Linked DNA regions of Homo sapiens: region 2 is linked to region 1. Evidence: chromatin loops called from intact Hi-C (ENCODE). Cell type or tissue: prostate gland. All regions are shown on one strand. Links, peaks and the distances in the headings refer to the core of each region. The heading gives the core; the rest is flanking DNA. Region 1 has its middle 4.7 kb from the start of TLR6. Region 2 overlaps KLF3 (KLF transcription factor 3).

Region 1 (2,810 bases), core at 2-2,501:
ATAAATAAATAAATATTAGTGTCTACCAACAGCTTTAAAGTAAGTTTTGTGACAATTATCAATATCATAAGATACACATACGACAGAGATAAGATTGATAATTTTGGCTGGGCGCAGTGGCTCACACTTGTAATCTCAGCACTTTGGGAGGCTGAGGCAGGCAGATCACCTGAGGTCAGGAGTTCAAAACCAGCCTGGGCAACATGGTGAAACCCTGTCTCTACTAAAAATACAAAAATTAGCTGGATGTGGTGGCTGGCGCCTGTAGTCCCAGCTACTCAGGAGCCTGAGGCACGAGAATCACTTGAACCCAGGAGGCGGAGGTTGCTGTGAGCTGAGATCGTGCCACTGCACTCAAGCCTGGGCAACAGAGCGAGACTCTGTCTCAAAAAAAAAAATGCTAATTTATATATTAAGTATTGATAGTAAACCTAAACTTCTCTGCTGAATTAAAAAAAAAAAAAAAAGACAAGCCGCAGACTGGGAGAAGGTATCTGCAACTTGTATAATCACAAAAGTGTTAATATACAAAATATATAAAGATTTCCTACAAATCAATTTTAAAATGACTAACAACCCCAATGCGGGGAAATGAGCAAAGGAGATCAACAGATGGATAACAGAAAAGGAAACAGAAATAGCTCAAACACATGGAAAGGTATGCATCCTCATTAGAACATGGGAAAATACAAATTAACACAACCAGGAGACACTATTGTACACCCCTAAGGTGGACAAAATTTAAAACATCTAGTAATACAAATGGTGGCCAGAACATGAAGAAACAGGAGCTCACATACATGTCCAGAGATGCTGATGTAAGTGGTCTGGGAGGGGCCGGGCATACGTTTTATTTTGAAAGCTCTTCAGGTGAGTCCATTTCATTGTAACCCCATGAAAATCAGGGGACTGAGACCTACACGCTGGCCTGAGCACAGCGCCCTCTAGTGGTCTATATCTTCTTGGGTGCACCCTTCACACACCAGAGCCTGGGAGGTGGTGCAGGTGTTCTTGACTCTCACTGCTACTTCCAGATCACTTTCCTTCCTCCAAACCCACCCCTTCTCATTGCAGTCATCTAGTGAGCCCCATCACTTCATCAAGTATTCTAGCAGTACTCACTATTTCAATCCGATACCACCCCTTTCATAATTCTAGTGATTTCCATAGCTACATAGAGACTCTTCCATTCACCTGGCCTCTGAGTTCTTGGACATTCTCTCTTCTAATAATCTTGTCCTGCACCCTACCTCAGTCATGCATTCCCTTATTATATCCTAGATATCATTATTAGCAATGGCTGCACCCCCTCCATAATCTCAGTTGCCTGAATCCCACTTTCCTTCTCTCACCTCCAACTCTTCCTCCAGTGCCAACGATTCCCCAGCCCCACTGCACTGGACTGAAAGATCATGCTCCATCCTCTTCATTATTCTTCTGCAGCTACTTACTCCTCTTTCCTCAACCCAGTTTAAATCCAGCTCTCCACTGGACTACACTGAGCTTGAGTGGCTGAATATAGTTGGAGAAAATACACACCCATGCTGACTGGCTTACTTGAAATGTATGACTAGATCCCAGCCTCAAGAGAGCAGCCATCCTCCTACCCTCCTTACTACCCTTCCCTAGCCCCTTCACTCTCCTGTTCTCCTCTTTCACACCTCCTCTTGTCTCTTTCACTTCCAAAATCTCCTTCTCGTGTCTAGGTCCTCTTTATCTCTCTGGCATGGATTACCCAAGGCTCAGATTTGGACCACTTCTTTTCTAAATCCATGCATTGTCATCTGGGTCCGTGGCTTCAAAACTATCTGCTTGCTGATGTCTCCTCAATTACCAGCTCCAGGCCAGACTTCCCTGAACTCCAGACTCTCACATTCAACAGCCTACTAAATAGTTGCTAAAACATTCTTGTTGAAAACCAACATTCTCACGCGATGATGCTTCATTTTCACAATGAAAATAGATGCTACCAGAGGAGCATTTCCACATCTTCCCCTGAAATTCTATAAGCCTCCCCTGCATGAGTTCTACCTGAACTCTTGCTGTCCTTCGGAATGAACTCTCTGTGCCAAGAGCCAGCCCCTTCCCACTGAGCACTGGGTCCCCTTCCTGCTCATCTACTCAAGGAAGTCACTCTTGCAATGATCTTCTCTCTACTGTATCAACATTTTTCTGCTCTGATGTATTATTCCAATCACATTTTTTTTTATTTTAGATAAGGTTTCACTCCCATCACCCTGGCTGGAGTGCAGTGGCATGATCTTTGGCTCACTGCAACCTTCACCTCCCAGGTTCAAGGGATTTTCTTGCCTCAGCCTTCTGAGTAGCCTGGATTACAGGTGTGTGCCATCACTCTCCGCTAATTTTTGTATTTTTAGTACAGACGGGGTTTTGCCATGTTGGCCAGGCTGGTTTTGAATTCCTGGCCTCAAGTGATCTGCCCGCCTCAGCCTCCCAAAGTGCTGGGATTACAGGCGTGTGCCACCACACCTGGCCCCAATCACCATTTTTTTTTTTTTTTTTTTTTTTGAGATGGAGTTTTGCTCTGTCACCCAGGCTGGAGTGCAGTGGTGCAATCTCAGCTCACTGCAACCTCCGCCTCCCAGGTTCAAGCAATTCTCCTGCCTCAGCCTCCCGAGTAGCTGGGACTACAGGCACGTGCCACCACGCCCAGTTAATTTTTTGTATTTTTAGTAGAGACAGGGTTTCACCCTGTTAACCAGGATGGTCTCGATCTCCTGACCTCATGATCCGCCCGTCTTGGCCTCCCAAAGTGCTAGGATTACGGGCATGAACCACTACACCCGGCC
Region 2 (2,810 bases), core at 18-2,517, 180 kb before region 1:
CTTTTGACTTGACCTGTAATGGACATTCACTTTTTTTCATGTTGAGGAATAGTGAAATAGAGATTTCATCCATGTTTCCGTCATTCCGTCCACTGAAACTGTCTTATAATGGAAAGCTCGCCAAAACTATTCCTCATAAAATGAGAAACTATTGCAATTATCACCTTAGCATAAAGTGATAGAGCTTTGGGAAATTATCCAAACATGGTACCTCTTTCCCTGTTGCAATTAAAATCATTTTTTCAAAGTTCAAAATAATTAGTATATTATTCTTCACCTTATCAGTAATAAAAACCTGCTAAGAGAGTGTGTCAATTTACTACACATTCATCAAGTATTAATTGAGCACCTATTGCAGGCCCTCATCACCTCACAGTGCAGTGAGAAGCAGCAGTCAATAAGTAAATGCACACTGTGCAGGGGTGTGAACATCTGAGTACATGTTACAGACGGAAATAACTCTTATAGCAGATCAGTGGTTTTGTGGAGGTTTTTTTGTTTTGGTTTTTTGTGTTTTTTTTTTTTTTTTTTTTGGTTTGGTTTTGGTTTTGAGACAAGGTATTGCCCTGTTGCCCAGGCTGGAATGCAGTAGCAAGATCACTGCAACCTCAAACGCCTGGGTTCAAGCAATCCTCCTCCCTCAGCCTCCCCAGTAGCTGGGACTACAAGCAAGCACCACCATGCCCCGCTACATTTTTGTTTTTTTCTGTAGAGACAGGATCTCATTATGTTGCCCAGGCTGGTCTCAAACTCTCGGCCTTAAGATATCCTCCTGCCTCAGCCTCTCCAAGTGCTGGAGTTAAAAGTGTGAGCCACCATGCCTGGCCCAGCCCATTGTTTTAAGCCCTTAAGATCCCTAGTGGGGGCCAGAGGCAGAAGCGGGAAAGACCCATGTCTGTGTCTTGTCTTTGGACTGCTCTGTTCCAGGACACAGGGTCTCTTGGACTAAGCAGCATGCACAGAGGGCACTGGAGGTCCATCCGTGGCCAGAGGCACATTTTTTGCTTCATCAACATTTGTCTCTGATTTGGATATGGGGCCAGTACAGCCGTGCTTGTATGCATTGCTTTGATAGAACATAGGAACTGTCTGGAACAGAGCGGGGAAGACTGTTACCAGGTTGTACCTGCCCAGAGCACACACCCTGCCGTGTCAGTCCCTACACGGCACCAGATTGTTGGAAGCTGATTGCAAAAGCTTGTGTGTGCCACCCAAATAAAGTGAACCAGCTTGAGGGACCACATGTCTTCACCCTTTTGTGAGGCAGTTGGGCTGGAAACAGTTAATTATCTGCCCAGAGTTGGGTGTCTGTGTCCAAATGTGTCTCTCCCCACAGTTAGTCTTGTACCTTACAATAATCGCACATCCAATAGAGGGAATGAGGGCATTCATTTGAGAACAGACTTATCAGCAAACTGCATAATGTTGATAAAGCTTAGCTTTATGTGTGGCTTTTTCTGTCTTAATGGCTTGAGAAACCTGAGAATATTATTAGATTTGCAAATCTGGAGGTTCTAAATTCCTACTCTCCCAAAACTCACCCCATGCATAGAAAAATCCAGCAATGACAGCAATAAAACTGTGTCCTCATTTTGCTTCCCATTTAGCTGCCAATAACTATTGGCATTAAAATCTAGGTCATAGGGAGGTCTTGGAAGAACAGGGCTGAAAATAAGGGAGAAGCTACATTTTCGTCAATAGAAACAATGCTGCCTCCCATTTCCTAAAGTTTTTTCCTAGTACCAGAACCATTGCCCTTTGGAGAATTATATAAAGCACATTAGACTTTAGGACTAGGCGAAATCATTCTCCTTCCTATATTTAATTACTCCCTGAAACCCTCCAGTGTACATGATTTATAATGGATTTATTTTGTTGTGTTGTTAATGAACCTTGTGCCTCTTTTAATAATACCCATCTTAATATTTAAATTTAAATCTATTTAATACTTAATGTTGCTATCTTTTGGATCTCTTGCGTTGGTACTGTGCGTGCCTGGCTTTAAAGAAAGGTAGAGAATCTTTTCTTCATTTGATCCTTGATCTATAACTCAAAGCTGTTTTTATGCATTTTGTGTTTTCTGATTTTATATCCTTCATGTTCTTGTTTTTAAGCAGTATTAGTAGTGAAAACTGGCTGCGCGTGGTGGCTCATGTCTGTAATCCTAGAACTTTGGGAGGTTGAGGCAGGCAGATCACTTGAGCCCAAGAGTACGAGACCAGCCTGGACAACATGACAAAACCCAGTCTCTACAAAAAAATACAAAAATTAGCGAGGCGTGGTGTCATGTGCCTGTAGTTCCACTTCCTCTGGAGGCTGAGTTGGGAGAATCATATGAGCCCAGGAGGTCGAGGCTGCAGTGAGCTATGATCATACCACTGCACTCCAGCCTGAGTAACAGTGAGACCCTATCTCAAAAAAAAAAAAAAAAAAAAGAAAAGAAAATTCTTTTTCCCTCCTTTAAATAGACCTTTAGTATCTTTATTTTTTATCTCTGTCATTTAGAGCATTGCTATTCAAAAGGTAGCCTAAGTTCCCTTGGTCCACTCCCCGGTAATTCAAAATTTGCATTTTAACGAGTGCTCCAGGGAGATGGATGTGCACAGTAAAGTTTGAGAAACTCTGGTTGGGAGCAGTAGAGCCCGTGACAGTGAGCATCTCTTGTATAAGCAGGGACAAGAAGGGATTTCCAGGATGGCATGTGTATAAGCTCGTTGTGTAGGTTATCCCATAACCTTGATCTTAACCATGAGGACCTGACATCCAAACCAGATAAAGATAAACACAGTTATGTGATAAAGTTTCACTGA

Evidence for each region. Peaks named below come from ENCODE experiments on the same cell type or tissue, not always from the same donor. Only the 100,000 strongest peaks of a DNase experiment are listed, where the experiment ranks them.
Region 2: it touches region 1 in a loop (3-fold over the local background); 3 of 110 quality-filtered maps call a loop at or near these places.

The regions. Positions count from the first base shown.
Region 1 is chr4:38,860,085-38,862,894 of GRCh38, forward strand. It overlaps a transcript of TLR6 not described here. Among named protein-coding and RNA genes, the nearest start is that of TLR6, 4.7 kb to the left of the region's middle. In prostate gland, for the core only: a CTCF peak has its summit at 969 (motif pointing left); a DNase peak (open chromatin) is centred at 942.
Region 2 is chr4:38,684,029-38,686,838 of GRCh38, forward strand. All of the region lies in intron 2 of KLF3 (KLF transcription factor 3), which reads left to right. Among named protein-coding and RNA genes, the nearest start is that of KLF3-AS1, 21 kb to the left of the region's middle. In prostate gland, for the core only: no CTCF peak of the experiment used is centred there; no DNase peak of the experiment used is centred there; H3K27ac peaks cover 383 bases.